Regions from separate parts of the Homo sapiens genome. Here region 1 is linked to region 2. A link is a loop called in an ENCODE intact Hi-C map of the cell type or tissue named here. Cell type or tissue: PC-3. All regions are shown on one strand. Links, peaks and the distances in the headings refer to the core of each region. The heading gives the core; the rest is flanking DNA.

Evidence for each region. A loop is a pair of places that touch in the nucleus more often than their neighbours do. Peaks named below come from ENCODE experiments on the same cell type or tissue, not always from the same donor. Only the 100,000 strongest peaks of a DNase experiment are listed, where the experiment ranks them.
Region 1: a loop joins it to region 2, with 2.8 times the contacts of the local background. A loop is called at or near these places in 6 of 110 quality-filtered maps.

What each region holds. Positions count from the first base shown.
Region 1 is chr4:140,172,011-140,188,401 of GRCh38, reverse strand. No RefSeq gene overlaps it. Among named protein-coding and RNA genes, the nearest start is that of MAML3, 26 kb to the right of the region's middle. In PC-3, for the core only: no CTCF peak of the experiment used is centred there; DNase peaks (open chromatin) are centred at 7,611 and 11,501.
Region 2 is chr4:140,234,929-140,251,319 of GRCh38, reverse strand. LOC124900784 (a long non-coding RNA gene) reads right to left here and starts at 11,718. Exons shown (of 2, transcript XR_007058280.1): 1 at 11,589-11,718; 2 at 7,401-11,208. RefSeq lists a silencer at 7,677-7,866. In PC-3, for the core only: no CTCF peak of the experiment used is centred there; no DNase peak of the experiment used is centred there; H3K4me3 peaks cover 342 bases; H3K27ac peaks cover 1,001 bases.

The sequences.
Region 1 (16,391 bases), core at 4,535-12,534, 62 kb after region 2:
TGACTCCAGAGTCTTCACTCTTAACCACTGCATACCCTGTATCTCTGGAAGCTATGAATAAGGGAGCCAGAATCTACCCTTGGCAGAGCCAGACAGGAATGTGAGGATAAAGGGTTTCCCTCTAAATAACCCTGCGGGCAAGGCTATCTCTTTGCTGGAGAAGAGTTCCTCAATGGATGCTATAGCATCTATTTTTCTGAATCTCCACTTATAAACTCACTTTAATATTGTAATTTGGTCCCTCATGAAGCTTAACCTGCAGAGAGAGAATGCCAATCAACACATGGGCATTCTGGTTTTCTTCTCAGACTCTGTGGGTTTTGGTTAACATGAGTCTAACAGTTCCTCTGAATTCACTCTCCAGCTGCTGACAGATCAAATTCAGGGCTGAGAACCAAAGGCCTGAATGTAGCAAGTACCACCCTGGGGAGATCCAGGTGCTGATCTCTCCTGGAAACTGCAGACATCTTGGCACCATGAACCTTTTCCTTTGAAACTTCAATGGGCTTATCTCCCTTATTAGAGTAGTGGCTTCTTGATGGAAACTACAGTATTTTCTATGCCTTGGTTTTCCCCCCTGTGCCTGTCATTGCCCTGCCCAGGTCCCTAGGACATGCCAACATGCTTCAGCTGACTGCCTACTGCCAGAATCTGCATCTCTGTACTGAGGGCTTTCCTGCCCCAGAACAGCAGAGAGGGAAGCCATGCAGCAGGCTGAAATTGCCTGCAAATTAATCTACTCCCCTCCCAGTAGCCCTCAACCAATGATTCTTGGGAATAGGTGTATAAATACCCCAGCACTCTCCTCCCTCGGGGGGAATAATTCTGAGGCTCTGTGTTACACTGTTCCCCTGCAGGATTAAGTTCCAGCACCCACACTGGTATCTGCTTAGTAATATATGTTTACTGGCAGCTTCCCAATCTCTGCTTCACTTCCCCACTCCCCTGCAGCATCCCTTGTGTCCTGGAATCCTTGTCTCTGGGTCTGCTGTGCTTGAAACCCAAAATAAGATAGGGAAGAAGGCAAGTAGTGGTTTCAGAATGCCTGTTGTGCCTGGCATTGCTACAGGTATAATCTTCTTGAGTCCTCACCACAGCCTTGGTATAAAAAAAGCTATTTCATAGAGGTGAAACCTGAAGCACAGAAGGATGCGTAACTTCCTCGTGGTCACCTGGCAGCTCAGTGGTCAAGCTGGATGCTGAATACTCATCCATTCTCTTTGGCCTGATGGCCATCCTGCTTCCATCCTATCCCCGTGGCCTAGGCCAGGGTTTCATACTCTATAATAGAGACGCAAAAATATGTGTAAAATAAATCTGTGGATATTTCTGGAATAAACTCTGATGACTTGCCATCCTATTACCTATTCTGTGGCTACAGCTGCAAAGATAAAACATGTATCAACATAAGCAAGTGTTTTCAAAACACCTTTTCCTCCTCTGTTCTGTCTCTCTTCATAGAGATTGAGACTGTGCCAAAGTTAAGGCAGGGAGCGGGCATGACTCATTAACAGCCTGCTCGGCAGGCTGGACTGTGAAACTCTCCATATACCCACTGATGACACAGACACAGAGGCGAGGAAAGGAGGAGACCAGGTGAGGCATGAAGGCGGATGCCCACACCGATGTGCCTGGCTTGACTCCTGCAAAAATGCTGTGCTTTTGTGTAGACATTGCCTGAACTCCACTGAGAAAGACAGCTCAGTGAAGGGTTAGTGTCTTCTCATATCTGGCAAGAAAGCAACCAGATTTTTTTTTTTAACCTCAGAGGAAAGCTACAGTTTTTAGTCTTTTTTTTTTTTTCCTCAAAGATCTCTCTAGGGTTAGTCAGCCAGTCATTATTGAGCATACATAGAATATAAACTTAGCAACAGGTTCTTATCCTCAAAAACTTTAGGGTCTAATCACAGAACTTAGCAATCGAATCCTCCAGTTGGACTGAAGGGTCCTGCTCTCCCTGTTGTCCTGCCTCACCTGCAACTCAGACCCAAGGGTGACTGCCTTAAGTTGTCCCAGGAGACAGCACTGCCCATTCTGCTGTCTTTTCGGTGATACTCTAGTAAGCGTCTAGCTTCTAGGCAGTCCTCAACCCCGGAGGCAAGGGAAGTGGTGTTGGCTAGGGATTCTCCATCCAGATCACCTGTGAAGACCTTCCCTCTTGATAGGACGAGATGGATTGTCTGTAAGGGAGTAATTGTCCTATATCGCTACTATTGATTAAACGCTGAGAAACATGCTTAGGTTGCATTTGCTGTCAGCCGAACTAGTGATGGTTCCGTGTCTTCCTATAAATTCTTTTCCAGCTGGGCTTTTTTGTGGTTTAGTATTAAAATAGACACTTCCTAATTAGACAGATCTCTGTCGTGAGGATCAATCTGAGAATTTCTGTGGTGTTTTCATATTAGATATCTCTTCACAAATCAGCCCTGTGCTCTCCAGCTTTTCTAAATCATAACTCACTGAATAGCTTCTTAAGCAGGCAACAGCCACATAACTAGTAATTAGAGTCCTGTCAGCTGATATCAGCAGCATTAGTTTTCAGCGGCTGACATCAGCAAGTCCATCATATATTTAAAGCCATAGCTACTCATAGTTGTGATGAATACATCAGGAATATCCAATTAATAAGAAAATTGTTTTTTTAAAAACAAGTAAAACCATGTTTGGGTGAAAATATAGAAAACAAGTTAAAATCAGAATTACAAGCCAAATATCAGCACAAAAATGAGTCTGTAAGAGCCCATAGATCCTAGACAGTCTTCCAGGGTCTGGCACAGACATCTATCATAAATCCACAAACAAGTCTGCTCTTTCTGATTAGAGAATGGAGTTGTTTGGTCAAGGTTATAGAGAACATCTGTTTTAATGACAGAAGTCAGGAGAAGAGCAGCACTTTGAGCATCTCCATTCTTTATTCAGATTGCTCATAAAAGAGCTAGTGATTATTTTCTTTCAAATATGTTCTGATTTAAAATAAAGCGTTGACTCTTATTTGGAAGAAAACACACCATAGAAAGCTTGTGTTTATTTAAAAATTCAAAAACTGAAATTTCAGAATAACACTATTTGAACAATAGCCATATATTTTTCTCAAAATAATTAAGAATTGATATGACCATAATACAGAAGAGGAAAAGTAGAATAATTTCAAATTAATTAAATATAAATATTATGAAAGCTATTTTGTACTTAGAAAATAATCAGAGAAATAATAGTTTTCTTTAAGGAATGTATTTCATCTATTATTTAACTGCTAGTCCTCAAAAATGCTATCAAAGTGATATCTATTTTTAGACTTTGTTCAAGGCTTTGCACCAAATGAATGATGGCTACACCTGCAAAGGCTTGCCTATCAAATTGAGTTAGCATGAACTAGACCGCAGTTGCAACTAAACCTATCAACCTCCAGGAAACTCTGTCTGCTGCCACCAAAATACAAGGGCTAAAATTTAATAAAGGAATTCTAAACAGGTAACATTTTTCTTTCTCCACAATTTGAGACAGCATTTGTTCATCATATAGAAATGGCAAATACGCATGTTGGAAATTCAGAAAACAAATATGTCAGGAAGCATTTTATGCACCATTTAAAATTATATTTAAACAGTTCCCTGGCTGTAAATTAAAGAAAGGAAAAATGATGTGCCTAAGCTTTCATAAATGTCATATACCAAATTCATAGAAATTAATAAATACAAATCAAGTACAATTTATCTTTTTTTCATTAAATAAAGCAGTAATTCACCAAGGCCAAATGAGAGTTACAGACACTAACACATTATTAAAGGGAACAACGATACTGTATTACCAGAAATGTTTGTAACACATTAGATATGTTGCCTCAAATGGACAGGAATAAATTAGAAATAGTATGTATATTTTATGACATATTGATAGTTTTTCTTCCTTGTTTAATCCACCCCTCTTTTCTCATAGTTTAACCCTTCCTCGGGGCAACAAATGCTATCAGCTCATGTCACAAACCAGTTCAAGACGATGCAATGGCTAATAAACCAAGGGCAATGCATAATAAGGAATATTTATATACTTGAGCCAGATCGGAGAATAAAGTGCTGATCCTTCACAAGCTCTTCTTGTTTGTTGACCCACACAGACATCTAATCCTGCTTACATTTTTGAGGATAGTCTGGACAAGGGGGCAATTTATAATGGTGGCTTGTAATTACCTGCAGTGCACTATAACCCAGGGATCTCTATGTGCTCTGTGACCTGGTGCCAATTGGACTAGAGAGGGAGACAAGAAAGGCACAGGGATGAAGGTTGTTTTCTTTATTTAAAAATAGCTTTTTCAGGCCAGGCACAGTGGCTCACGCCTGTAATCCCAGCACTCTGGGAGGCTGAGGTGGGTGGATCACTTGAGGTCAGGAGTTCAAGACCAGCCTGGCCAACATGGCGAAACCCCATCTTTACTAAAAATACAAAAAAAAAATAGCCAGCTGTGGTGGTACACATCTGTAATCCCAGCTACTTGGGAGGCTGAGGCAGGAGAATCGCTTGAACCAGGGAGGTGGATGTTGCAGTGAGCTGAGATTGTGCCATTGCACTCCAGCCTGGGGAGAAGAGGGAAACTCTGTCTCAAACAAACAAACAAACAAACAAAAATATATATATAGCTTTTTCAGATGATAAAATTTATGTTTGTTATACAATCTGGAAAATACAGAAAGATTAAAAAGTAAAAATCATCAATCCCTTAACCTCTCAAAGAAATTATTGTTAAATTTTGGTGTGTTTCCTCCTGGTATTTTAATATATATGTAAAAGACACAATTTGAAGTATATCTTATATCCTGCTTTTATTTGTGGGCATATTTCCATCTTATTAGGTATCTCTCAAATGTATGGGGTGTTTTGTTTGTTTTTTGGCTGTATAGCATTTTATTGCAAATACTGTCATTTATTGACATCCCCTGATATTGGGCATCTAGGTTGTTTCCAATCATTTTGTGCTCCAAATAATTTTGTAGCAAAAACATGCTTGCATCTTTTTTGCAAGAATACGTACATTCTATGTGCATCTTTGATTACTTCCTTGGAATTAATTTCCTATTATGGTAAATGTACTCTTATTACATCTTGCCAGATTCCTTTTTAGAAAATACGATACAGATTCAAGTGGCCAACATCCATGATCAAGGGTAAAACCTAAACGCAGGCTTACCATCACTCATTATTTTACAGTCATACATCACTTAATAACGAGGATACGTTCTGAAAAATGTGTCATTAGGTGATTTCATTGTTGTGGGACTATCACAGAGTATACTTACACATACTTAGATGGTATAGCCTACTACATACACACCTAGGCTATAGGGACTAGCCTATTGCGCCCAAGCTGCAAACCTGTACAGCATGTACTGCACCGAATACAGTAGGCAATTGTAACACAATGGTATTTGTCTATCTAAACATACCTCACCATAGAAAAGAAACAGTAAAAATACCATAGAAAATTTTAAAGTGGTACACCTGTATAAGCCACTTAATATGAATGAAGCTTGCAGGACTGGAAGTTGCTCTGGGTGAGTCAGTGAGTGAGTGGTGAGTGAATGGGAAGGCCTAGGACATTACTGTACAATACTGTAGACTTTAAACCCTGTATACTTAGCCTACACTAAATTTCTCTAAATTTTTTTCTTTCTTCAATAATAAGTTAACCTTAGCTTACTGTAACTTTTTCCCTTTATAATTTTTTTTTTTCTTTTTGAGACAGAGTCTTGCTCTGTCACCTGGGCTGGAGTGCAATGGCACAATCTCAGCTCATTGCAACCTCCACTTGCCAGGTTCAAGCGATTCTCCTGCCTCAGTCTCCCAAGTATCTTGGACTACAGGCACGTGCCACCATGCCCGGCTAATTTTTGTATTTTTAGTAGAGATGGGGTTTCACCAGAAACTTTTACACTTTTTTTAACTTTTTGAATCTTTTGTAAGAACACAGCTTAAAACGCAAACACACTGTGCAGCTGTACAAAAGTGTTTTCTTTTTTTGTATTTTTATCCTATAAGCTTTCTCTGTTTTTAAATTTTAATTTTTTTTTTTTTTTTTTTTTTACTTTTTAAACTTTTTTTTTTAGAAACCAAGACACAAACACACACCTTAGCCCTGGCCCACACAGGGTCAGAATCATCAATATCCCTGTCTTCCACCGCCATATCCTGTCCCACCGGAAGGTCTTCAGGGGAAATAACACACAGGGAGCTGTCATCTCCTATGATAGCAATGCCTTCTTCTGGGTACCTACTGAAGGACCTGCCTGAGGCTGTTTTACAGTCAACATCTTTTCATGAGTAGAAAGAATACACTCCAAAATAACAATTAAAAGTATAGTATAGTAAATACATAAATCAGTAACAGAGTCATTTATTTATTATCATTATCAAGTATTATGTACTATACAAAATTGTGTGTGCTCTACTTTTAGGTAACTGGCAGTAGATTTGTTTACACCAGCATCATCACAAACACATGAGTTGTGTTGCACTGCATGTGATACTATGACAGCTATGATGTCACTAGGCAGTAAGAATTTTTTAGCTCTGTTATAATCTATGGGAGCACTGTTATATATGTAGCCTATTATTGGCCAAAACATTGTTATATGTTAGACGACTGTAAATTTTTTTAAGTGAAAATGCAAATAAGTGAAAATTGTTTTTTAAATTTTAATTGACATTTCTAAGATAAGTGAATTGTGAATATCTATTTCAATAGTTCTTGTTATTTGTATAAAAATACACATGATCATTAAAAATATAGAAAAATTGCAAAGAACATCTATTATCTACTTATAACTGGAGCTAACCATTAAATTTTTTTATTTATCCCTTCTGATATATATATTATATAGATATGAAATTATACTGTACATATTTTATAATCTTTCTGTTCAACAAAATATTTGTACAACTTTCCATATGATATAAATTTGAAGCATCATTTTTAATATTTGCTATGTACTAACATCTTCTTAGCTAGATTCCTATTGATCGGCATTTAGGTGATTCTGAGGAAACTGAACATTTTGATGATTTTTCTTTGTCTTGATTTTAAAAATATAATTTTAAATTTAAATGTTTTAAATAAAATATTTCAAACCTACATAAGGGTGTAAAGAATAATGTAATGAAATTTCTATGCCTATCTCTGAGTTTCAACAAATTCCAACATTTTGCCATAGTTAGCTAAAATCTTTTTAAAGAAATAAAACCATATAAATATGGCTAAGGCCTCTTATGTATATGCTTTCCAATCACATTCCCTTTATTCTATCCCCCAGAATAATTGTTGTATCACGTTCCTATGGCTGGTTTTATTATAAATTATATCAGCAATTACATAGTATATCCATAAACAACATATGTTTTTTGTTCTTAAGCTTTTAATATTATTATGCTCCATATATTCTCCAACTTACTTTTTCGCTCAGCATTATATTAAGCTTTATCCCTATTGAAACATGTAGCTTTAGGTCCTTCATTTTCACAGCTGCACAGTATTTTGCTATATGACTGTATTTGACAATTTACATAGTCATTCTTCTACAGGCATACCTTGAAGATATTGTGTGTTCAGTTCCAGACCACTGCAATAAAGTGAATATCACAATAAAGTGAGTCACACAATTTTTATGGTTTCCCAGTTCATATAAAAGGTATGTTTACACTACATTGTAGTCTAGTGTATGAAATAGCATTATGTCTATAAAAACAATGTAATACCTTAATTTAAAATACTTAATTGCTAAAATATGCTAACGATCACCTGTGCCTTCAGCGAGTCATAATCTTTTTGCTGGTGGAGGGTCTTGCCTCCTTGTTGATGGCTGCTGACTGATCAGGGTGGTAGTTGCTGAAGGCTGGAGTGGCTGTGGCAATTTCTTACAATAAGACAGCAACAATGAAGTTTGTCGTATCAATTTCTTTCTTTCTTTTTTTTCTGGAGACAAAATCTCACTCTGTCACCCAGTGGCACGATCTCAGCTCACTGCAACCTCCGCCTCCCGGGTTCAAGCGATTCTCTTGCCTCAGCTTCTCAAGTAGCGGGGACTAGGTGTGGGCCACTAGGCTAATTTTTGTATTTTTAGTAGAGACAGGATTTCGCCATGTTGGCGAGGCTGCTTTCAAACTCCTGACCTCAGGTGATCCACCTGCCTCAGCCTCCCAAAGTGCTGCGTGCTGCATCAATTTCGAGAAAGATTTCTCTGTAGCGTGTGATACTGCTTGAGAACACTTTACTCATTTCTGTCAATATTAGAGTCAATCCTCTCAACCTCTGCTGCTGTTTCACCAACTAAGTTGATATAATATTCTAAGTAATTTGTTGTCATTTCAACTATATTTAAAGCATCTTCACCAGGAGTAGATTCCGTCTCAAGAAGTCACTTTCTTTGCTCATCCATAAGAAGCAGCTCCTCATTCATTCAAGTTTTCTAGCAAGATGGCAGCAATTCAGTAACGTCTTCAGGCTCCACTTCTATTTCTAATTCTCTTGCTATTTTCACCACATCTGAAATTACAATAGTAACATCAGAGATCGCTGATCACAGATAAAACAGGTACAATAATAATTAAAAAGTGTTAAATATTGCAAGAATTATCAAAATGTGACACAGAGACCTGAAGTGATCACAGGCTGTTGGAAAAAAATGGCCCCAATAGACTTGCTTGATGCAGGATTGCCACAAACCCTCAATTTGTAAACAAAACAAAACAAAACAAAACAAAACAAAACAAAACACAGTATCTGTAAAGAGCAATAAAGTGAAGTGCAATAAAACAAGGTATACCTGTATATTGAAGGTGATTTCTGATATTTTGCTACTACAAATAATGCAGTAATTAATATTCTGGTACATTATTCCTATGTAAGAGTTTCTCTCAACTAGAGAATGTTTTCTAGAAATTGAATTACTGGATGGTTAAGTATAAGCATCTCAACTTTCTGTTCAATTTACTCTCCAAAGCTGTTCTACTAATTTGGACTCCCAACAGTAATAGCATATGAGCCCCTTTTAGAGTCAAACTTTTAATTCTACTAATATGATAGATGTGAAAGGGTATCTCATTTTTATTTGCACATCCCTGATTGTTAGTAAGGTTGACCATCTTAACATATGCTTATTAACCATTCAGTTTTCTTCTATAAATTGCCTGTTTATGCCTTTTGCCCATTTATCTATTGTTTGTCTTACTAACTCTTTGTGAGTTAAATACATAGCAAATATTTCTCTTAGTCTATAGCTTGTCTCTACGTATTTTGGCTTTTGTTGTTGTGTGGTTGTTCTTTATCTGATGTTAAAGTTTTAAATTATAATATTATCATGTGTCCATTTTTTATGGTTTGTGCTCTTATGTCTTATCTAACAAATTTTTCCCTACACTGATTTATTGGAATTAAAGTCCCAAATTTTATCTTAAAAATTTTGCTTAAAAAATTTAATTCTCTAATCCATCAGGAATTTTTTTGCATAGGACTCTTATTTCTTCTCCATATGAATTGTTTTTGTACCATTTATCAAATATTGATATTAAATTGTGATGCAACTGCTCTCCTATACCAACTTTTCCATAGGCCAATTTCTGAACTTTCATATTTTGTCTCATTGATTTGTCTCTTCTTGCCCTAAAATCACACTATCTTAAATATTCTCAGCTGATATTGGTTTGAGATTGTGACATTTTGTTCCACTTCAGAATTTTCTTGGCTAGTTTTTATCCTTTACTATTCCACATGAATTTTAGGATTAGCTTGTCAAATTCTATGAAAAACTCTACTGTAGTTTTGATTGGATTTGTATTTACCTTGTACAATAATTTGAAGGAAATTGACTTCATAGTGTATTAAGTGTTTTTATCTAAGAACATAGAATTTCATTCCATTTTCTTCAAATCTCCTTTCATATTCTTCAACAATGTTTTGTGATTTTTTTCAAAAACTTCTTACACATCTTTGTTGGACTTACTCATAAATAGTTACCATTTTTATTACTCTTGTAAATTATCCTTTGCTTATTATATTTTCATATTTATCATTACTTATGTATAGGAATGCTATAGATCTGTACTTTGATCTTGTATTAAATGTATTTGAAATAGGTCAAATTCTCTTATTAGCTCTAACAGGTTGTTCAAAACTTTTTTTTTGCACTCCTTTTATAGACAATCATATGGTCTACATATAAAAATAATTTGTCTCTCAATTTCCAGTTCTTAGTCCTCAAATCATTGCTTTCATCTTACTGCATTGTTGAACAGCAGAGTAATACCAAATATTCTTGTACCTTTTCTTACTTTAAAGTTCTAAAATTGTTCTATTAAGAAAAGGAGTTCTAGCTGGGTGTGGTGGCACATGCTTGTGGTCCCAGCTACTCAGGAGGCTGAGGCAGAAGGAGCAATCAGCCCCAGGAGTTCGAAGCTGCAGTGAGCTATGATTGCGCTACTGCACTCCAGCCTGAAAACAGAGTAAGAGCCTGAAAAAAAAAAAAAAGATAGAAAGAAAGAAGAAGGCAAGCAAGCAAGAAAGAAAAAGAAAGAAAGAATGGGGTTTCTATCTTTTTAAAATATTTCATACCCATTATCAAATTTATTCTGCCTTTCATTCCACACATTCTTATTCAGAGCTTACTCTTTGCCAGGCACTTCTATAAGTGTTGCATATAGAATGGTCAATGTGACAAAGTCCTTCATGGAGCTTGCAAAATAGTAAACAAAAATATATACATTCTATATTATAGTTATATTATATGTAATAATTATATTTATATGTAATATACACTGTAACATATAATATTATATATGATATATTATAATATATGTTATATATATACACACACTTTCAGGTATGGATACATGATATGAAGGGAGATAAAGAGTGACAGATAATGCATTGTAGATAGAGTGTTCAGAGACAATCTCTCTGAGAAATTAACATGTGAGCCAAGAACTGAATAAGTGGTTTGGGGTGTATTTTGCAGGCTCTGAGACAGAATTCAGTATGCAGGTCATCCAGGAAGTGCCCTTGGGACCAACACCTATGAAAGCAAATGGAAGAAAAGAAGAATGGGTAGAAGGAGAAATTGAATGCATGGCAGGTCCAATCACAGCCTTGCCCAGTTCTGATAGGGAGCGTTGAGCTAAAATGATCCCATTTAGGAGTTAGAATAAGTAGGAGCAAGGGTACTTGGACTTTATAGCCTTGCAATGATCAGACGTTGAGCATGAGCCACCCAGAAAGTAGTAGGAACATGAGCAAGGTTGCTTTCTTCAACTAAGACAATCCCCTGAAGAGGCCATCCACTCAGGGCTGTCCATTGAGATTCTAGCAGGTCAGATAACAAGACCTTCTGAAAAGGATCTGGCTGGTGCACCACAGGCCATGTGACAATCTCTATGCAAGAGGCAATGAAAGAAATGACTGAGTTAGGTATGAGCCCGGTATGTCCAAGAAGCTGAATGAAGGGCAGTGTGACTAGAAGGGAGGAAGCACGGAGACTAGCAGGAGATGAGTCATAAGGTAGACCAGGGTCAGGCCACAAAGATGCTAACAAGAACTTCAGACTTCCTTGGGAGGGAAGACTTTAGGGAATTATAAAATGGAAAATTATATAAACTGAATTATGGGCTGGGCACGCTGGCTTATGCCTGTAATCCCAGCACTTTGGGAGGCCAAGGCAGGCGGATCACGAGATCAGGAGATTGAGACCATCCTGGCTAACATGGTGAAACCCCGTTCTACTAAAAATACAAAAAGTTAGCTGGGCATGGTGGCATGAACCTGTAATCCCAGCTACTTGGGAGGCTGAGGCAGGACAATCGCTTGAACCCAGGAGGCAGAGGTTGCAGTGAGCCAAGATCGCACCACTGCACTCCAGCCTGGGCGAGAGAGCAAGACTTCATCTCAAAAAAAAAAAAAAAATCAAATAAAATAAACTGAATCATGTTTTAAGAAGTTCTCTCTGGCTACTGTTGGTGGAATTAACGGTAGGGGAACAAGAATTGAAGCTAAGAAACCAGTTGGGAAGCAACAGCAATCATGTAAGAGATTATGCTGGCTTGGACCATGTTGGTAGCTATGAAGGTAGCATGAAATGGATGGATTAAGGATATATTTGAAGATAAAACCCACAGGATTTAATGGTGGATTTAATGTAAGGTTGGGGAAAAGAGAGCAGTCAAGGATGAATCTACATTTCTGGGCTTAGCAATTGGTAAAATGGAGTTGCCTTTACAGAGTTACAAAGGACTTAGGGAGGAAAGGGCTGAGGAAAGGGAGGATGTTAACTACAAGGTTGGAGCTGGATGTGGTTTGGATGTCATTAGTGTACGCATGGTATTTGAAGTCACAGGAATGAATGCAATCACAAGGATGGCTGATATAAAGAGACGAGGTAAAACTAAGAAAATATAGGGCTGCGCTCCAGGGAACTTTGATATTTAAATATCAGGAAATTATTGTGGCCCCAGAGAATGAGAATGAGAATGGATGACTATTCATCTAGGAGGAAAAACCAAGGGCATGGAGAGTCACAAAACCCCAGGGAAGAAAGTATTACAGAAAGAAGGGAGAGATTTTCCATGTCAAATGCTGCTAAGAGACTAAAATAATAATTGCCCAATAAATTTGGCAGTGAAATGGTGACGATTATACCCTGATTTAGTTGGGTTGAGGTAAAAATACTAGATAGTGAGTCTAGAAATAAGATAAGGAAATTCCCTTCTATTCATAATTTACTAAGACTTTAAAAAATCTAAAATATTTAATTTTATCCCAGTGTATTTGTGTGTGTGTGTCTATTGAGAATTGTTTTTCTCTTTCATTCTGATAATGTTGGATTACATTTATGTGTTTTATGATGTTGAAACATCCTTGCATTATGGGAAAGCTCCATTTAATAGTGATATATAGATATGCAATACATATGTGTGTTTAATTCAATTTATTCTTATTTTGCTTAAGATATTCATAAATGAGATATGACTGTTTTATGATGATCTTTTCTTGTACTCTCCCCTTCTACTCTTACTTTCAAAGTTATACTAGCTCCATAAAATGAAATTGGTAGGTTTTCTGCTTTTCTAGTTATCTAGTTATCATACAAAATAATTTGTATAACACTAGGATTATCTGTTTAATTTTATAGAACTGTCTGGCCCCAGGGTCTTTGGGGCAGGGGGTTAGGAAGGTTACAGAAGATATTTACCTGTAGATTCCATTGCTTTAATGTTACAAGTTTACTGTTGTTGGGTTTTTTGCTTTTTTCTTCTCCTTGATTTAATTTTGAAACTTGTTTCCTATTTGCTCTCAGGTCAGTTCTCTGTCTTCCTGCTGCAAATTAGATTTAGATTTCTAAGACTCCCTATCCAATCAGTTAGTTTTGATCAATGGGAGGCACTACTAGAAGACTAGTGGGATGGCAGAAAGAGAGAAACCAAGCTATTTCCCCTGCCCTCTTTTCTGCCTCCAGCATTGGCTGTCTCTTCCAGGGTTCCAGGTCCCCACTAGATCACTTTTCCCTGGCGTCCCAGTTCCCTTTCAGCCTCTGTCATAAGTCCAGTTCCCACCAGTGACCCTGGGTCTTACACTCTAGTAATGCCAACTCCCCTCTTGGTCCCTCCAGTCCTAAGGGTGTTAATAACTTCCTGATGTTACTAATCTCAGGGTTGCCTCATCACTCTCTGTTTCGCTTTGAGGTTCTCCCTTTGTAGTGACTCTTCTGTATTAAATTTCTTTTACCAGACTACCTGGAGAGGCTGCAAATCTATAAATCTCAATGTATAAATCTAACAAAATGTGTACAGAAGCAGTATGGTAAAAATTACAAGGATCCAATGAAAACTAAACATGATCTGAATAAATGGAGAGACATCAGGGGCTCATAGATTAGAAGGCTCAACATAATAAAGATGTGAATTCTTCCAAATTGATATACAGGCTTAGTGCAATTCCTATGAAAATATCAGTAAGATTTTTTTGTAGATATAGTTAAGATTATTCTAAAACGTGTATGAAAGGCAAACGAACTTGAGTAGCTAAAAATTTTGAAAAAGAATGAATTGGGAGGAAACAGTCTACTTGATTTCAAGACTTATATAGCTGCAGTAATCAAGACTGTGGAGTATTAGTGGAGGAATAGACGCATTAATCAATGGAACAGAATAGGGAACCCAGAAATGGATCCACACAAAAATACTCAACTGATTTTTGACAAAGGTACAAAAACAATTCAGCGAATGAAGGATAGCTTTTCCAAAAAATAGACTGAACTAATTCGATATCCATAGGCCAATAAATAAATAAATAAAGCCTCGACCTAAAGCTCACACATCTTACACAAAAATTAACCCAAAATGTATCACAGACTTAAATGTAAAATGTAAAACTATAAAACTTTGAGAATATCATTGGAATTTAGACCTAGGCAAAGTTTCTTTTTTTTTTTTTTTGAGATGGAGTCTCGCTCTGTTGCCAGGCTGGAGTGCAGTGGCGTGATCTCACTGCAACCTCTGCCTCCTGGGTTCAAGTGATTCTCCTGCCTCAGCCTCCTGAGTAGCTGGGTCTACAGGCATGCACCATCACGTCCAGCTAATTTTTTTTGTATTTTTAGTAGAGACAGGGTTTCACCATGTTGGCCAGGATGGTCTTGATCTCTTGGCCTCGTGATCTGCCTGCCTTGGCCTCCCAAAGTGCTGGGATTACAGGCGTGAGCCACGGCGCCCGGCTGGCAAAGTCCTTAAAATCTTTTTTTTCTTTTTTTGTAGCGACAGGGTCTCACTTGTTGCCCAGACTGGTGTTGAACTGACTTCAACCCCTCTTCCCACCTCAGCTTCCCAAAGTACTAGGATTAAAGGTGTGAGCCACCATGCCCTACCAAAGTTCTTAAACTTGATGCCAAAAGTGCAATCCATAAAAAGAAAAACGAATAAATTAGACTTCATCAACATTAAAAACCTTTGCTCTGGGAAAGATTCTCTTACGAGGATGAAAAGACAAATTATAAATTGGGAGAAGATATTTGCAAAACACATATCTGACAAATGACTTGTACCTAAAATACATAAAGAATTCTCAGAGCACAACAGTAATTTACAAACAATCAGATAAGAAAGTGAGCAAAAGACATGAACAGATACTTCACCAAAGAGGGCAGACAAATGGGAAATAAGCACATAAAAAGATGTGCAACCTCATTAGCCATTGCTACACATCCATTAGAATGACTAATTATTTTTTTCTTTTTCAGAGATAGGATCTCTCTCTGTCACTCAGGCTGGAGTACAGTGGTGCAACCATAGCTTACTGCAATCTCCAACTCTTCGGCTCAAGAGCTCCTTCAGCCTCAGCCTCCCAAGTAGCTGGCTCTACAGACACATGCCATGCCTGGATAATTTTTACAATTTTTTTGTAGAGATGGGTCTCTCACTATTGTTGCCCAGTCTGGTTTTTTGTTTTTTAAAAATCTCCTTCTTGTCAGGAATGTTCGCTTTTAGTTGATTTCTATAAATAACTACTCAGTTGTGTAAATATATATTTCTATATTGAGGTAAAGAAAATTTAGGACTTTGACTAACTAAATTTTCAAGAGAGTAATGCTTTAAACTCACTCATTCTATTTTACGTAGTTACAATATTCAGAAATTGAGTGCCTATTTTCTGTAAAAATCACTCCTTCGTGGTGATGAGGATTCTTAAAATATCTCATCTTGTTTAGCTCCCTATTTCATTACACTCAGGGAATCAACTATGTGCACCAAACATATTCAGACTGTTCTCACATTCCACAGAATATCAAAATGAAAGGTTGCAGCCATGCAAAAATATAGTGACTTATTTTACTTATTCCTTATTTCTTCTCAGGCAATGCAATGGGCCCGGGTTAATTCGCATGGCTCATAGAGGACAGTAATTGGGAGCCTCCTGGATTCAGAATACTACTGGTCTTGCCACAGTTCTGACAACCTGTCTTCAACTTCCCGTTAGAAAGCACCTCAGACTCATTCTTCTATGCAAGGGAGCCCAAGTTGCCGGGGCAGAACAAAATGTTAGGACGTATTTTCTTTATCAAAAGGAGGTTGACACCAAAGCACTTACTCAATGGTCCCTTTCAATCTGAAAAAATATAGCCGGTTGTCCTGGATTAATTCTGTTTCATCAGGAGTTCAGACTCAAAGTATCCTTTTTATCTCAAAGAATCCCAAGTCCTCAGAAAGTTATGTGCCAGAAGACAAGTCCTCATCTGAAGACCAGCCTCCTCTGAAGTGTTGGTCTGGACTGAATCTCAAATCTGATATTGATTTTTAACTGCTGTGAGGTTGGTTAGAGTCACTGAACAACAACAAGGAAGCCCTCAGTTTTCATCTTGTTGTAAATG
Region 2 (16,391 bases), core at 5,593-13,592:
CTTGTATATTCCCCTCCCCTATGAAGCAGGGCTAACCTGTGTGACCAAGTGAATATTGCAGAATGACAGTGTGACTTTCAAGCCCATGAAAGGCATTGTGGCTTCCACATTGCTGTCTCTTGCGTCATTCATTCTGGGGAAAGTCAGGCACCATGTCATGAGAACACTCAAGCAGTTGCTTGGAGTGGTCCATGTTTCAAGGAACTGAGGCCTCCACCATCAGCCAGCAGCAACTCACCAGCCGTGTGAGTGAGCCTTCTAGGAAGAGGATCCTCTAATGTTAATCACACCTTCAGATGACAGCAGCCCTGGCCAACAGCTTGGCCTGGTAAAGAGACTCTGGGCCAAAATCATGCAGCTAAGCTATCCCTGAATTCCTGACTCACAAAACAACTGTAAGATAAAAATATTTCAGCCTATTTGAGGTGCATAGATGCTGTATAGATGACGAACATGGCAACATGAAAAAAGTCCCAGGCTTCCATTGGCCAACGTGGGGCTGATAATAAGGGTTCTGCCCCCTCAAATGATCAGCTCTGCTAGTTCCATATATGTCTGGGATCTAAAAACCTTTTTTTGACCTCACCTGAGGCCCCACCTTCAAAGGATCTAGGGGAAAAAAACAACAACAACAAAACTCAAACCAGAGTCTCCTAGTAGCAGCAAGTTAATAGTAACCCTAACCTGTGTTTTCAAAAAAGTGTTCAGAGTACGGTATCCCCCTCCCTCCCTGCACCTCTTCCCCACTGTCGGTTCTGGCACCTGGCCTAGGTGTAAAATTGTCAGCACTGTCACTGCTTTTTGGTCTTATTACGAGTGTGTCTGCTCTGATGTGCTGGTTCCAGCATGTCATGGGAGAAGTGTGAGCACAGAAGAGGAGGCTGTGTCAGATCTCTGTCTTCGTGTTAGCAGCCTGCCTCTAAAAAGGCTGCAGGTGAACGGGAGGAGACAGGTTATGATGACCTGAAGGGTACAGAGCCAGGCTGCTCCATGGATCAGGTGTGAATGCTAAAGTGGTCAGGTCACTTTGCTTCTTTCTGAAGTTTCCTGGGTCAGTTCTAGGACCAGTTACCTGTAGATAGAGACGTGAGGCTGAGTCCATGACCCTAGCAGTGGCAAACTCTTGTGTACCGCTATCTAATAGAAGTCTTACAAATTTTCACCATTGCTCACACTTAAGAATCATGTTTTTGGCCAGGCACAGAGGCTCACGCCTGTAATCCCAGCACTTTGGGAGGCTGAGACAGGTGGATCACCTGAGGTCAGGAGTTCAAGACCAGCCTGACCAACATATTGAAACTCTGCCTCTACTAAAAATACAAAAATTAGCTGGGTGCCTGTAATCCCAGCTAATCGGAAGGCTAAGGCAGGAGAATCACTTGAACCTGGGACACAGAGGTCGCAGTGAGCTGAGATAGTGCCATTGCATGCCAGCCTGGGCAACAGAGCGAGACTCGTCAAAAAAAAAAAAAGAATCATGTTTTTAATTTAAGCAAAGCTATTTAAAATAAATCACTAGATAATAGTCTTCGGCTGACCAAATGCTACTTGAAATCTGTACTTTGATGAAATATCTGCCAATGCGTATAGTTAACTCATATTTTTAAGTGTAAACGAATCTAAGATATCTGAGTGGGTGTTTATACTATTCTGCTAGAGTTCTAGGCTGGTTATTTGGTGTAGACTTTAGATCCCCTAGATAGCGGCCTGTAATGGGGTTGGCTTGTCAGAAAACATCAACCTCTTGAAAACCATCCCGATCCCCTAAAATCCATTTCTTATTTTTGATGTGACACTGTTTCAGCTTTTTATTTTTTTCAGAAAGTTTTATTTCTGCTATATTTTTAGATTCAAAAGTATTTATTTAAGGTGAACAAATGATACAGCATACACAACTGCTGGAACTGCTTTTTAATTGAGAACAAAAAGGGAATACCTAGGACAAGAATATGCAATTACCACATTTATTGTTTTCAGTGAATTTTTGTCAAGTTTTATCTTATTGTTAATGTGATGATACAGCAAGCCTTGGAAAAGAATAACACTTGCGTTAAAGAACAAATCTAGATAAAAATGGAAAACTGAGTTAGCCACAACCCACAAGGCCTTCTTTGGGAAGACTCTTGAAGAAAACCGACTCACACTTCACAGAAGAATATGGCACTGTCATTTTTCCCTTTATAGTGCCGAAGTGTTCCTGAACAAAGGCCTCAAGGCATTATCAACTCATCATCTATTTTGTGATGTGCTTTCTATTTTCAGGAACCTGCCCTCCTCCCTCTTTGTTCCTGATGCATCTGATCATTGGTGCCTACTACTTTGGTCCCACACACACTCAGTGTAGCCAGCCCCCACCCGGAGAGTTCACCATGGTGCCCAAGAGCCAGACAGGCAAGGTCATTGTCCACCCACAGGACCAGAGGAAGACTTCAGGCCCCACCCACTCCTCACAGACAAGCTGGAGCTATATGAAGTCTGAAGGAATATAAATTATTCCAAATGATCTGGAAAGAAAGTAATAGACTATAAGTACATTTCCAAGCCCTGGATATTGTTTAAAAAGCAAACAAAACAAAACAAAACAAAAAAACTTCTCTTTTCTCTTGCTGGGATTTCTGATGATACAGTAAACAAGTCCCAACAGGTGACCTAATCAAAAATAGCTATATAGCACTTAGAAATGTATATAGCTCAACCATCAGCCTTGCGGAGTAAGGAAAGAAGAAACCAAAGTATTTATACTTCACTGGTAAACAATGGAATAGATTGTTTCTAAACATGTCTTCCAGCTAAAAAATTCTGCAGTGTAGTTTCTATAAATGACTTCAATCTGATTTTAATATTCATCCATTCAGCCAGATATTCAAAAATTATTTAAGTGCCTGTTATACACTAAACACAGATATACATTAATGAATAAAATAGACACAGGTCCCTCCTACGGGCTACAGCCAACCAAATGACAAACAATTACAGATATACTTACAAACTGCCTACATCTGGGGGAAAAATTAGATTCAGAGATAGAGAATAACATAATGTATCTATATAGACAGACGGATTAGAAATGGCCTCTCTAAGCAGAAAACATTTAAATTAACATTTGAACAATTAAAAAAAAAGGTCTACACTAGCCATGTACAGGGGTGGGAAGTATTGATGTTCCAGGAAAATTTAAAAACACATACACATGGCACACAGCATAGGGAAAGACCCTGAGAAGGAAAAGCATGGTCTATTTAAAGAGTAGAACATTATGGGTACCGACATTTGCAGACTGGAGAACAAGCTAGAATCAAAGCCTGTCAGTGTTTGATTGGGTAATCTAATCTGGCCGTCTGAGCAGTTCTTAAATCCCCATCATAGTATGCCCTCTAAATAGCCAACCAGTACTAGGAGAGGGAGATGGAAAAATAATAAAAATAAACAAATAGCCAACCAGCTTGTGCTCAAGTCTCTCCAACGAGAGGGAATGTACTACCTCTTGAAGTATCCATGCCAATTTGGTTTTAAAATATGAATGTGTTTCACCTTAAGGAAGCTGGAACTGGAATCATGAGTTGTAAGTCCCAGGCCTGCACCTGAGAAAATTTTTTAGTTGAAATGGAAGACGCTACTTAGATAGCCGTATCTCTCATTCATTATTATATAGGATGCCAAGAACAGGCAGCAAGATTTCAAGTTCATCATCTTTTTTGAAGGAGAAAAAAATTTGAGAATGATAAGACAGCTCTCACAAGCTTTCCACACTTTCTGTTGTAGCAAAATTCAGGTCAGCATCCTGGCAAGCCAGTGATGGTCAGTTGTACTCTTGCAAGACAGCCGTGTATTTGGGCTGCAGTGGGGAGGTGGGAGTGACTTTCCTGTGGTACTTGTGGCATGTCACATGGAGGAAGTGCATCGTACCCTCCAAGTTTACAAAGTCTTTGATAACATGAGTTGGCTTCCACATGGCCAGTTATTGCCCTCACTAAAGAAGCTCTGTAGGATCCCAGGAAGATCCTGCCAGTTATTTGCTGGTATTGCCCACAGCCAGCACATACCACCAATAGTTTGAGGCTGGTTTGAGTATTTATTTGTTCCAGAGCACGTAAAGAAACCTAAGTTTCCAGGTCTTAAGGGAGGCACTTCCAACTTTACAGTCCACAGACCATCTTCTCTTAAAGTCATCTATGAATTTTCATATGGTGACCGTTGACCCAGCCTCATTGAAACAGCCTTCAAAGGATTTTGGCTTGTCTTTCAATCCCAGCACTTTGGGAGGCCGAGGCGGGCGGATCACGAGGTCAGGAGATGGAGACCATCTTGGCCAACATGGTGAAACCCCATCTCTATTAAAATACAAAAAGTTAGCCAGGCGTGGTGACGCATGCCTGTAATCCCAGCTACTTGGGGAATCGCTTGAACCTGGGAGGCGGAGGTTGCAGTGAGCTGAGATCGCACCACTGCACTCCAGCCTGGCGACAGAGCAAGACTCCGTCTCAAAAAAATAAAAATAAAAAAAATAAAGTGTGAAAAGTCAAAACATTGACCAAGACAAAATGCGAACCCATGCAAGGAAATCCAATTGGGAGCCAAAGAATTTCACCACTGAAACACAATTAAAAATCACCACAGAATTTCAATTCTCAAATAGGAGTAATGCTCTAAAAATATAAAAGCGATGGAAAAATAGAGAAAAAAATCAGAATATCCTGATGAGGCTGGCAGGTGGAATATGGTGTCCATATGCCTCCTGGTTTTAGACCAAACTAAATAAAAATCCACAGACCAGTGCCGCAAATATCACCGCCAACTTTTTGAGCCAGTTCACGAGCCTATTAGACTGCTTCACATTAAAGGATATGCTAGATTCACCAACATGCCCTGGAGTGCAGCCAGCCCACCAGGACTGAAGGGATGTCTTCTGGGCTGGCCAAATGTTAAGAAGGAATGTCAACAGGATGCTCTTAAAGTTGCCCTGTGGTGAGCTGCAGTGGGACAACTTGAAGGAGCAGGCCAAAGGACCCATGTTAAGACTTACTCAAATGTTGCTTTTTGTGATGACTTCTAGCAGTAACAGCTTTACAGAGACAGCAACAGACCTTGCTGGCCAGCAGCAGGGAGAAACAGAGCAGATCCTTCTGACCAGAGGCATTTGAGGACTGGCCCCGCAAGGGAGCCCATCTGGAAAGAGCAACCAGCCCTGTGAACAAAGATTGGAACCATAAGCCACAGGTCAGTCCTTGACTTTCGTACAACCCAGATGCAACCACCAATTGTTCATCAGTGGATTGTGGCAGTTTGGAACTCAGGTTATAGAATCAGATGGCCTGGGTTCAAATCTTGACTCTATTGTTTAGTAGTCAGATGACCACAAGAGAGTTTCTCAACTTTCCTAAGCTCATTTCTTCACCTATAAAATTATAATAATCATACCTACCTTATAGAGGAGTCTATGAATATGTATGCTACTTGTTAGAACAGCGCCTGGCACATAGTAGCTGCTCAATAAATGTTTGCTAGATTGTTATCAGTCTTTATGGCTCCTCACAGAGAAATGGAGGTCATATTATAGTTTGCCATCGACAGGTCTGTGTTCATATTTCTGCCATTTACTATCAAACACTGAGGGCAAATTATTAAGAATTTTACAGGTCAGTTTCTTCCTCTGGCAAATACAAATAATAATAATACCTTGTGGCTTTTACAAAGATTAATTAGATAATAGGCACTAAACACAAGTGACAGGGTGTGGTATGCTATTGGGGCTCAGTATATGGTAATTATTATTATTTGGTCCTGATGGCCGAAGGTCTGGAAGTTTCTGCTGTGACAGCAGTGTTCCATATCTGTACTGTGTAATGTTGTAGCCATTAGCCACTTCTGGCTCCTGAATACTTGAAAGGTGGTTAGTACAACTATGGAACTAAATGTTTAATTTTAACTTAATTTTAACTTAAATATGCACACATGGCTTGTAGCTCATTCATTGAACAGCATAAGCTAGGTTGCTCAGGCCTTATCCTGTCCTCTCCATATTCTTTCCATGCACATGTCATGTACATCTCATTGACCTCTAGTGTCTATACCAGGGGTTTGGAAAAGAGCAGAGGGTGTAAATGTAGATTTTGGCAGGTTCATAAGTCTTGTGGCATAATCAAAAGAAGAAAAGTTGGTGAGTCTAGGGAGACCATTCCCTTCCCAGCTCTGTGTAATGTCCTTGGGCAGGTCATTTAGCCTCATCTTCAGAAGGGAGGTTTGATACTGACATGATTTCAAAGTTCCCACTTATCATATCACTATGGGGAGTGGATAAGAAATACTACACAAGAAATACTACACAAACTTAGACTTAGATTGTTTTTCAGGTTCTATGAGTTGCATTTAGCTATGTTCAATGTCTCCCAGATTTAAAGATGAGTGATGTAAGTGTTGGTATACAAACTAATATAAATGAATAGGCACAGATAAAAAAGAAATTGAGGCCAAGCAGAAATTAACCTCAGAGCAAAGAAAAAGGATATTGATGAAAAAGCACGTGTGTTCTGTCGGAGCCGAGTGCTCCTGCCATATCTTTTTGCAGCGATGTGGCCTTGTGACAGTGTGGACCAGCGCAGAGAGTGCTGGGGAACACTTGACTAGTGAAGACTTTGGATACATAAACCCATAACATGATGTGTGGTCTCCAGCTGAGTACAAAACCTAAAGGAAATTCTGCAAAACAGATCTCAAATCCACACTGAGTAGAAAGAGCACAGGACAAGGAACCTGGAGGCCAAGATTCCATTCCTGGATCTCTGACCAACCAACTGGGTGACCCACCCTTCATCTGCTAACTTCTTGGAGCCACAGTTTAATCATCTACACAGTGAGTTGGTTGGACCCTACTCCTGCCAGCTTGAAAAATCTGTGATTATGCTTAGAACCCTAGAAATTTCAAAGATGCTTTTCTATGCCAGGAACCTAAAGTGTGAGAAATTACAGGAGCTAAACCTGGTAACAATTCCCACACACAAACACACACACGTGCACACATCTTCTGTTAATCCTGCTGAAGAGTGAGGCCATGCCCTATCTAATATGACCCTGCAGTCCCTATCTGAAGCAACATATGGACCATAGGTGGTGGTACCCGCTTGGTTATAAGCATAATTGTGATGATTAGCCTTGATGGTACCCAAGGAGTATTTTTAGATTATTTAAAGAGACAGAGCAAAGCAATTCTTTGCATTATCAGGTTGTTATTGGTGGTGGTGGTGATATGTGTGTGTCTGTGTTAAGGCAAAATGGGAAAGCTCACCACCTGCTTCTGTGAATGTTGAAATATAATAAACACTGTTCTCACTGGGGATGTGCTGGTTCATAGCAGGAAAAAACAGCCGTGATTTTCAGAAAAGGAAAACCAGTGGCTAATGAAAACCATCCAGATAATTGAGTTTATTAATCTATTTGGCTTTAAGTCATCTTTCTCCACCATTTCCTAGTCTCTAAGTTCACAAGCTGTTTTGAAGCTCAGCTCCCTCCCTAATTCTCCCAAGGCAGCTGTGCGATAAATAACACTCCTTGCCCTCTCCTCAAACAACAGAAAGTGTTGGTTTTGGAGAACACCTGGGGAGTGAGTCCCCAGACATGCACACACCATTTTCAGACCGGGAAGTCCCTTTGAGGCGGTACTCACTGGACCCTGAACCCCAATCATCTCAGGAAGGAAATTAAGAAACTGCAGTGTTAGCTGAGTCCTTTGCCCATGTTCATTCTGTGCTGCTTCTCGGCCTTGCTGCCCCTCCAGCACCCAGACTGGCTACACTCTACACAAGAGCAGTCTCCGCTGCAGCTTTTACTTCCTGGTGACAGCCTGGCTGCCCTAGTAGGCGGGGATTTTCTCTTTTGTTGGAGCCCTTACAACTAAATTTATGACTCTTTTATTAGTTTGGCAGGTGCTTTAAGTGAGAGAGGAAAGAAGTGGCATAGCTTGCAATGTAGTTTCCGTTTGGAAAACGAGGAAATAGAAGTATTTATCCACAGTCATTTTCTGCTAAAAGCTTGCAAAGTTTTCAGGTATCATTAAGAAGGGGCCTTCTCACTGCTTCAAGCCTAGGTTTCTGGAACATGAAGGCTAGAGGGAGTCTGTAAGATCATGAAAACTTCTGCTGGTAGGAAAGGGGCCTAGACAGAGAAGTTAAATAACATGCCCAAGATCCTGCATTGCACAGCGAGCGAGAGCTCCAACACTAATGCCTGGATCAGCTCATTTCCCTGCATCTCACCACAACCGCGCCCCACTTCCTCTTTATCTCAATTTCTCTCTCTTTTCCTCCCTCCTCTGTATCACCTTCAAAAGGAACCTTTTTTGGTGGGCCTAGGAAGAAACAGTAAATCTATGGAAGAGACAAAGAAGGTTGCCAGCCTTTTTGCTTGCCTGCCTTCCTCCCTCCACTCCTTCCTTCCTGCCCTTCCCTTCTTCCCCATTCTTCCTTTCTTGATATTCGCTGTTCTGTCCTTGCCCAGGAAATAAAACTGCATTTTAAAGAAAAGTGCTTGTGCATGTGTGTATATGTGAGTGTGTGTGTGCATGTGTGTGAAGTGTGTGTGTGTGTGTGTGGAGTACATGTGTGTAGTGTGTGTAGTGTGTGTGTGTGTGTGTGTGTGTGTGTGTAACCATGACTATCTTTCCGGAATAAGCCAAAAAAAATGTAAATGGCCTTCCAAGCAAGTGGAACATATAAAATGATAGCTTTGTTTGCCTGTTCCTTGAAAACCTTAAAAATCAGTGTGTGGACAAATGATTCACACACCACAGACCCTGGGTTGCTGCCCTTCCTTTTGTTTTTCGAGATCATCCCATTTCCTTTGGGCTTCTCCCGGCTCTCCTCCAATCCACTCCTACCCTTGCCAAGTTGTCTTTTCCATTATTAGACATCCTAATAAACACTCCTAATAAATGCAGACCCTATAAACCAATCCAGGATGCTGCTTTTGGCTCCTCTGCCACCTTTAGGAAAGACTGATACCTGCATTAACTTTGTCATCTGTCCTGGAGAAACCCAGCTGAGATCTCTAACATATTCTGCTGCAAGCTGCAATATAATGGACATATTTAGTGTACATTCTGTTGTTAAATGGAATCTGCATTTCTAAGTGAACTAAAAATGCTTAATTATTAATAAACTCCCCAGGGATTGGTGACATTTGGAATGATTTTATCATGCTGTAGATATTTAACAACACAATATGTATGGTGGTATCTAATTCAACCTCTTTTGTTTAAAAGAACCTTCCTCCCAAAGTCATTTGGACTCATACACTATGTAGATTAGTCTCTGAGCATCCAGACCCAGGTAGAGGTAGAGGGAAGTCACTGAAAAATGGGATGGAGTTGAAGCTAGGGCAACAGTGCAGGGAGGGGTGGAAAGAGGCACCGAGGAGCCACATCCTGGGAGCTGGAATTGGTTTGGGGTGGGCTACAACAGGAGCTTTCATTGAGGCGGAGGCAATGGTGGCAATAAAAAGTTAATGGAAAGATCACAGGACTAGGAATTAGGGTGCCAGGCTTCTAGTTCTGCACCAATTTGCAGCCTGACTCTGAGCAAATTACCTCTCAGAGACAGAGTTTTCTTCTATATATGAAAGGCATAATTGCACCTTCCTTAGCTACCTTATAGAATTGTACCTTCCTTAGCTACCTTATAGAATTGTGAGCAAGGTATATAAAAGTATACCTTGGCTCCAAAAACTCAAGCATTTCATAACAAACATATTCAAAGGGGGAAAAAGGAAATGGTATTCACTAAGCACTGTCTACGTGCCAGGGGTTGCTTCCAATACTTTTACAAACATGAAGTCAATTAGCCTTTGCAAAAAATCTGAGACAAACCTGACTGCTCCCATTTGCAGAGTAGGAGATTGAGGTTCAGGGCCTTTGCCGAAGGTCACAAAGCTAGTGGCTGAGTCGGGCTGAAAGCCTAAAGGGAACAGGTACATATTTGAGCCGACAATATGTGAAGGAAAATGGGTCACAACTTTAATTTTTAAATAGGAATGTTCCATCAACCTAAGCATTTGGTTGACTTATACATGGTGATACGCATGATCACAACATATGAACATTAACATGAAATTTTAATTATTTTGCCATCCATCTAATTCTTGGCACAGTTCTGATATTAAGGAAGGAAAATCTCTTAGTGTCAAAAATAGATTTTTAAATAAAGTAAATGTGGCTCGGTGCGGTGGCTCACGCCTGTAATCCCAGCACTTTGGGAGGCTGAAGCAGGTGGATCACAAGGTCAGGAGTTTGAGAACAGCCTGGCCAACATAGTGAAACCCCGTCTCTACTAAAAATACAAACATTAGCTGGGTGTGGTGGCACATGCCTGTAGTGCCAGCTACTTGGGAGGCCGAGGCAGGAGAATCGCTTGAACCTGAACCCGGGAGGTAGAAGTTGCAGTGAGCCGAGATCATGCCATTGCACTCCAGCCTGGGGAGCAGACTGAGACTCCGTCTCAAAAAATATATATATAAAAATAAAGTAAATGTTTAGGAAGTCCTGCCATTAGGTTTATAGGATCTTGATCTGTTAGTAGTGGATTGACTGATGATATTGAATTTAACACTCATTACTTCCTCATTTCTGGAATTTCACTGTGAGTCTGGGTTTGGATGGCGTTTTAGACTCCAGTAGTAACAATTATTTCTCCTTCCTCCATTCCTGTTCAGCACCCTGTGTTCTCCCCAGGATGGTGGAGAGCTCATTTGCATACAAATGCTCAGCACGTTGTGGGTCCTGGTTGGCAGCATTCAGCCTGGAGATAAAGTTATTAATGGCTGTTTATAAGAAAGACAAATTGGAGCAGGGTTTGGAGCAAGAGACCAGAAGCCAGTCCATCACCTGCTCCCTCGGTGACCTCGCGTCACCTCTTCATGCTTCAGTTTCTCCATCTGTTGGTGGAAAGAATGATACATGATACCTTGCTCTCAGACTGTCAGGAACATCTTTGGAAAGCACTAGGAGATGCTGGAAGAGGCCCGAAAACCTTCATAGTTGCGTTTATGTGGTAAAATAAAACTTCATCTGATGGTTTATAAATTACAGAAAATATGATTTTTTTCTCTCAAAATAAGAAGATGAAAAAGTACTTATATTTCTTCATTCATTGGTCGACAGTATTTCATTAAATCCACTTCCATGGCTGGACCTAATGATTCATTTAAATATAAACAGATAACCTGTAGAAGGTGCACAAGTAGATGCTATTATTACCAATAGTTAACTTTACTACTGCAAAATGCATTTCTACACTACTTTTAACGTTTTTAGCATGCTTCCTCTCTCCCCCTCACTCCACAGTCACAGACACACACGCTTCCCCATGGTAGAATGGCAGAGAAATGGTATAATCTCCTCTATTTTACAAATGAGAAAACCTAAACTAGAAGAAGTCAGTAAACTGCCAACTCCATGCAGGTAATTACAGACAGAGTTAGAATAATCTAAGCCTTGAAACCCAGCGCTTATCCTTCCCAACTTCATTTTTTATAACCCTGAAGACTGGCTTTTTTTTCTCTTTCTGTTTTTGTACATCTTTTTTTTTTTCCCCTCCACTTACTGATCTCACAGGGCTACAGGTGCCTTCTCCATATTCCTTCTCTAGGAAGGCTTCTAAAGCAACTCTCATCTCTGAGGTTCTCAAGTAAAGTTTGCAGGAAAGTGAGAACTCAGGCATGACTGTTTGCTTGTTAAGCTTGCTCCTCCTTGTAAGCCCGAAGAAAAACCTGCCGAAAATCATATTACTGCGTCACTGGGCCCTCCAGACTGCTCTAAGTGGAGGATCCAGTCATGCTGCACAAGTCATCTGCAGGCTGAAATAGCTGCGTCGTGATGCTATTACGGACATGAGCTTGTATGAGCTTCTAAAGTGTAGCCAGGCTTAAGAATCAGAAGAGAAAGCATGGGTTGAACACCAAAAGAGCACCTTAAACTGATACTTTTTTCCTGTCGGAAATTAAATTGTAAAGCTTATTAGAAACTGATGAAGAGACACAGAAAAGCTATAGCTGATAATGTACCAACCCCATTGTTCACACATATCCAACAACGACTTAATTCTCTGCATCCCATTTGCCAAACCTGTCTGCTATTATTCCTTCCCAGCAAGTGCCCCCGAGTACCTGCCCAGTACCACTCAGCCAGAAAAGTTTCCCGAGATTTTTTAATACTGAAACAAAGAGGTCTGCAAATGGGAAACCCAATATAATAGACAGCTGGCTGCTGCTGGCCATGGCATGACTGCCCAAGCTCAGACAGAAAGAACGAATCTTCTCGAAGATGTTCCTGTCTGCCCCACTTGAGCCACTACTGCCAGGGCAGGCATCCCTGGGAAATTGCCCTGTAAAATGAGCAGCTCCTTTTCAACAGCAGACTCCCAGCTGCTTCCCACCTCGGAGGCTGCTATTGGGCATGACAGGGCAGTCCTCCTGGCCTGGCTGGCGCTCAGTGGGACTATTAGGAGCCTGGGCTGGGAGGCACAGGTGGGTGGGGGCAATGCGGCAGCCCCAGGTGGCACACCTGCCCCTTGCAGGGCCCTCTCCAGCTTTAGATTGACGGGGCTGGTGATTCTAGGGTTGGGTGCCCTTTCCAAGTGTATTGATCTCCCCTCCTCTTCCCAAATTGCGCCATGCACCTTCACCCACGCTAAAGCCCTGCCTGGAAACAGAACGCTGTGGCCAGCCCTTCCCCCAAGAGCCAGAAGGGCCAGCTCTGGCCCACAGCCAGGCTCTAAAGAAACAGCATAGGGCAGAGAGAGGCGGTGGGTGGGGCCAAGAGCCTTGTGTTACACATTCAAAGCCTAATTTTGGATCAGAGTCATCCTTGTAGCCAAGCCTGAAAGATCACTGAGGCCCCAAAATGAACCCGCAGCTCTGAGGCGGGGCCTGGACGAACCCTCAGCTCTCTTGCCCACATGCTGCTCTCCTTAGGGAAGTTAAGTTAGGCTTGTTTGGATTTTCACTGGTATTTTTTTAAGCAACATCAGTTGTCTTTTAGCCTCATGCTAGCCGAGGGCAGTTCACGTTTCCTACCCCTATCTCTCTGTACACATTCACAAAATGCCTCAGCTGAGAGGCTGACCAGAAGCCAGGGCTCCTAGTGCTACTGCCTAAGACACGCCATTCTGCTGGTGGTCACACCAGTCAGACAATAGGCCAGTCGGATGAAGGCAGCTGCAGGTGAAAGCAGGCACCTTCCCATTAACAATAGAACCAGCTCTCTCTGACTGACATGCAAGAGTCTCTTGCGAGAGGAGAAACCGGACCAGAACCAGCGCTGGCCTCTGGAAGCCACAGGAGAGAGAGAAGGGCTGCTCCCTCTTCTTACAAGGGTGTGGGCACTTCCTTCAGAGAATTTGTTGCTGCCAAGATCAGGCTGTTGCCTCCCAGGAACTCGAGGTATCGGGATGCTTGTTTGCAGAGCTGGCCAGCCAGCAGCCCAGAGCAGCTGGTTGTAATTATGCGTTGCAGCTTCAGAGGAAGTTGCTGGCTGCGGAGCGTGTGCTGGGCCTGGCTGCACATTGGCTGCTGGGCTTAAGGGAACAATGGAGATAGAAACCAGTGGCAGCAGGGGAAGGGGAGGAGCGGGACGAGGGTGAAGACAGGCAGAAAGAAAGGGCAAGAGCTGCTCCCAGCGCTGAATATGGAAAAACCCACATCTGCACTCCAAGGATCCGTCTCTTGTTCCCAGACTTAAAACAAAGTGCATGCCCCTCTGTGAACAGCCCCCTGACTTTTCTTTTTAAGCTGTACCTGCTGCACACTGTATTTAGAGAAGTGTGCCTGGGTGACATATTGAATAGCACTCCTCAGCCTGTTTAATCTAAATTGACTGCATCTTTGTAGCAGCTGGCCACAGGGAAAAACAAAAGAATTCATGATGAAAAAGGCAAATCTCTCTTGACGAGAAAGTACCTCAGCAGTGGTAGCAGCAGTTAAACATTTCAGTACCTTGCTAAATGCTGTGCCCAGATGCGTACATCAGGAGGAAAAGAAAAAAAAAAAACTTTATAGAAGTGAAATGTGGGTTAATTAACAAGTTTTTTTTTTCCTGGATGGAGAAAAACTTATTAATGTCTGGTTCTTTATACTTTCCAAGATTTCTTCAGTGTTTCCTAATTAGAACGTAGCAGGAAAACGAACAGAGGGAAACCGGTGAGTTGTTGGGGGTCAGAGGGCTTTCTTCCTGCTGCCTGTGTTTGGAGCCCCCGCCCCACCAACTTCAAACCAGCAAGGATCTTCTATCACATATTTATGGACAGTCACATCTACTTAGTCTTTCTGTGGTTCCTTCCTCCTTCAGCCGGGAGCTTGCTCATAGCATTCACACAGCTCAGAGTTCCCAAAAAGTATGCAGAATCCCGTGTTTCTGCCAGCTCAGGGAATATGTTGAAGGCCCCAAATCAGACAGTGCACAGGCCTGAGAGTCCTGTGGCCTCTTGGTGACCCCTCTCTACTCGTACAACTCCTGATTTATGTTGTTTTAAAAGGGCGGGTGTCCTACCTGTTATTGGGCACCCTTGATGTATAAAACTGACAGCCACGCACAATGACACATTATTGGCTTGGGTTGGTAAATGAGGAGGCAATTTCATTACCTTTTCCTCTTATCCATTGCCTAGCACAAGATTACTTGAAATGCTATCAATCAGTAGGGATGAATGCAGGGAAGTGCCCAGCTTGTGTGTGGGCATGGCAGCCTTGTGCCCTAATGATTACAGAAAATAAATGATGACGCTACTGTCTTTAGGACTGATTGCAGGATCTCCTTATTGCCTGAGTGAAGAGATTATGGTGACAGGTCAAAAGGATTTTTCCAGTAAGTTCTGAGTAGGTACTATTTTTTCTTCTTTTTCCTTCCTTCTCTTTCCTCCCACTTTGGTCCTAGTTTTTTGAGGTTTTTTTGTTTTTGTTTTTTTGAGAGGGTCTCACTCTGTTGCACATGTTGACCATGCAGTGGCATGGTCATAGCTACTACAGCCTTGAACTCCCGGGCTCAAGACATCCTCCCATTTCAGCCTTCCAAGCACGTAGGACTACAGGCACATGCCACCATGCCTAGTTAATTTTTAAATAAACATGTGGTCTCACTTGTTGCCCAGGCTGGCCCTAGCTTTTCTAAACACACATGTACACGTACACATACACGGTTAGTTTTCTAGAGCTGGGCTGTTCAATATAGTAGCCACTTATGGGAATTTAAATGAATTAAAATTAAATAAAATGTAAAACTCAGTCTTACAGTCACACTAGCCATATTTCAACTGCTCAGTAGCCACTGGTGGCAGTGGCTCCCATATTGGACAGCACAAAATTAGAGACTACTTCCATCATTGCAAAGTTCTACTAGGCAGCCCAACCAAGAGCATCTATTTGCTCTTCTATCTCAGGACTCCTGTTCCTTTTAGAATCCTTTACCTATAATTTCTTTAAAGGTGAAACTTTTTTTTAAAATCACAACTTAAAACTAATTAGCTTCCTCCCAGCAACTAAGGGAAAGCTGTCCAGCTACTCTGCTGATAGATCTTCTAGAAGAGTTAGTTTGGCAGGGTGTGGCAGAGTAGACACTGAAAGGACATAAAGTCAGCTAAACTAGTTTCAGGCTGTCTGACCCTAACCTATTTCTTTAGATAATTTTCCTAGATAATTCTTAATAATAGCTAGAAGGAGCCACTCTGAAGCTAAGTGGTGTGTCAAGAAAGATACCGGGGTATCTCCATAAAAATTTGCACAATAAATAAAAAGTAATAGCTCCTTTAGAACTACACGGTACACACTGCACTACGAATTCCTGCAGTGAGGCTTTGAAGTTGGGCGGAGATGCGCAGAGCAATGAAGCACTTTGATGCAGCTGGAAGCATCTTCAAAGCTTCCAGAGGGAAAGATTAAAACAACTACCTGTAACCAATTGTTCAGGTCTTTTGTGTGTGTGTTGGTGGGGGTAGGGGCTGGACCACACAAAAATTAAACAAATAAACCAAAAACTGCATGGAAGCACTGTACCCAAACTAACTACAACAAAATGAAACAAAAGATGGGCTATTTAATTTAATACTTTTGCTGGGAAATAAACTGCACCAAAATTTTTAATTTTTATTTTTATTTTTGAGCTTAAAATATAACCTTGTTCGCATATGGCACATACGTTCAATATTTTTAAATTTTTCATTTCAAGTTCCTTTTGCAAATCTTCCAACTCTGCTTTGTTCTCATCTTTCCTAGTGATAAGATAAACTATGTATCTTATTAACAAGTTAGACAACATGAACACAAAGTTTATCCTGAGCCTCCCACAATTAAATTTAAGATGAAAGTGTTCAAAGTGCAGGCCCTATGAGTATGTTATTATTCACAAATTCTTATGA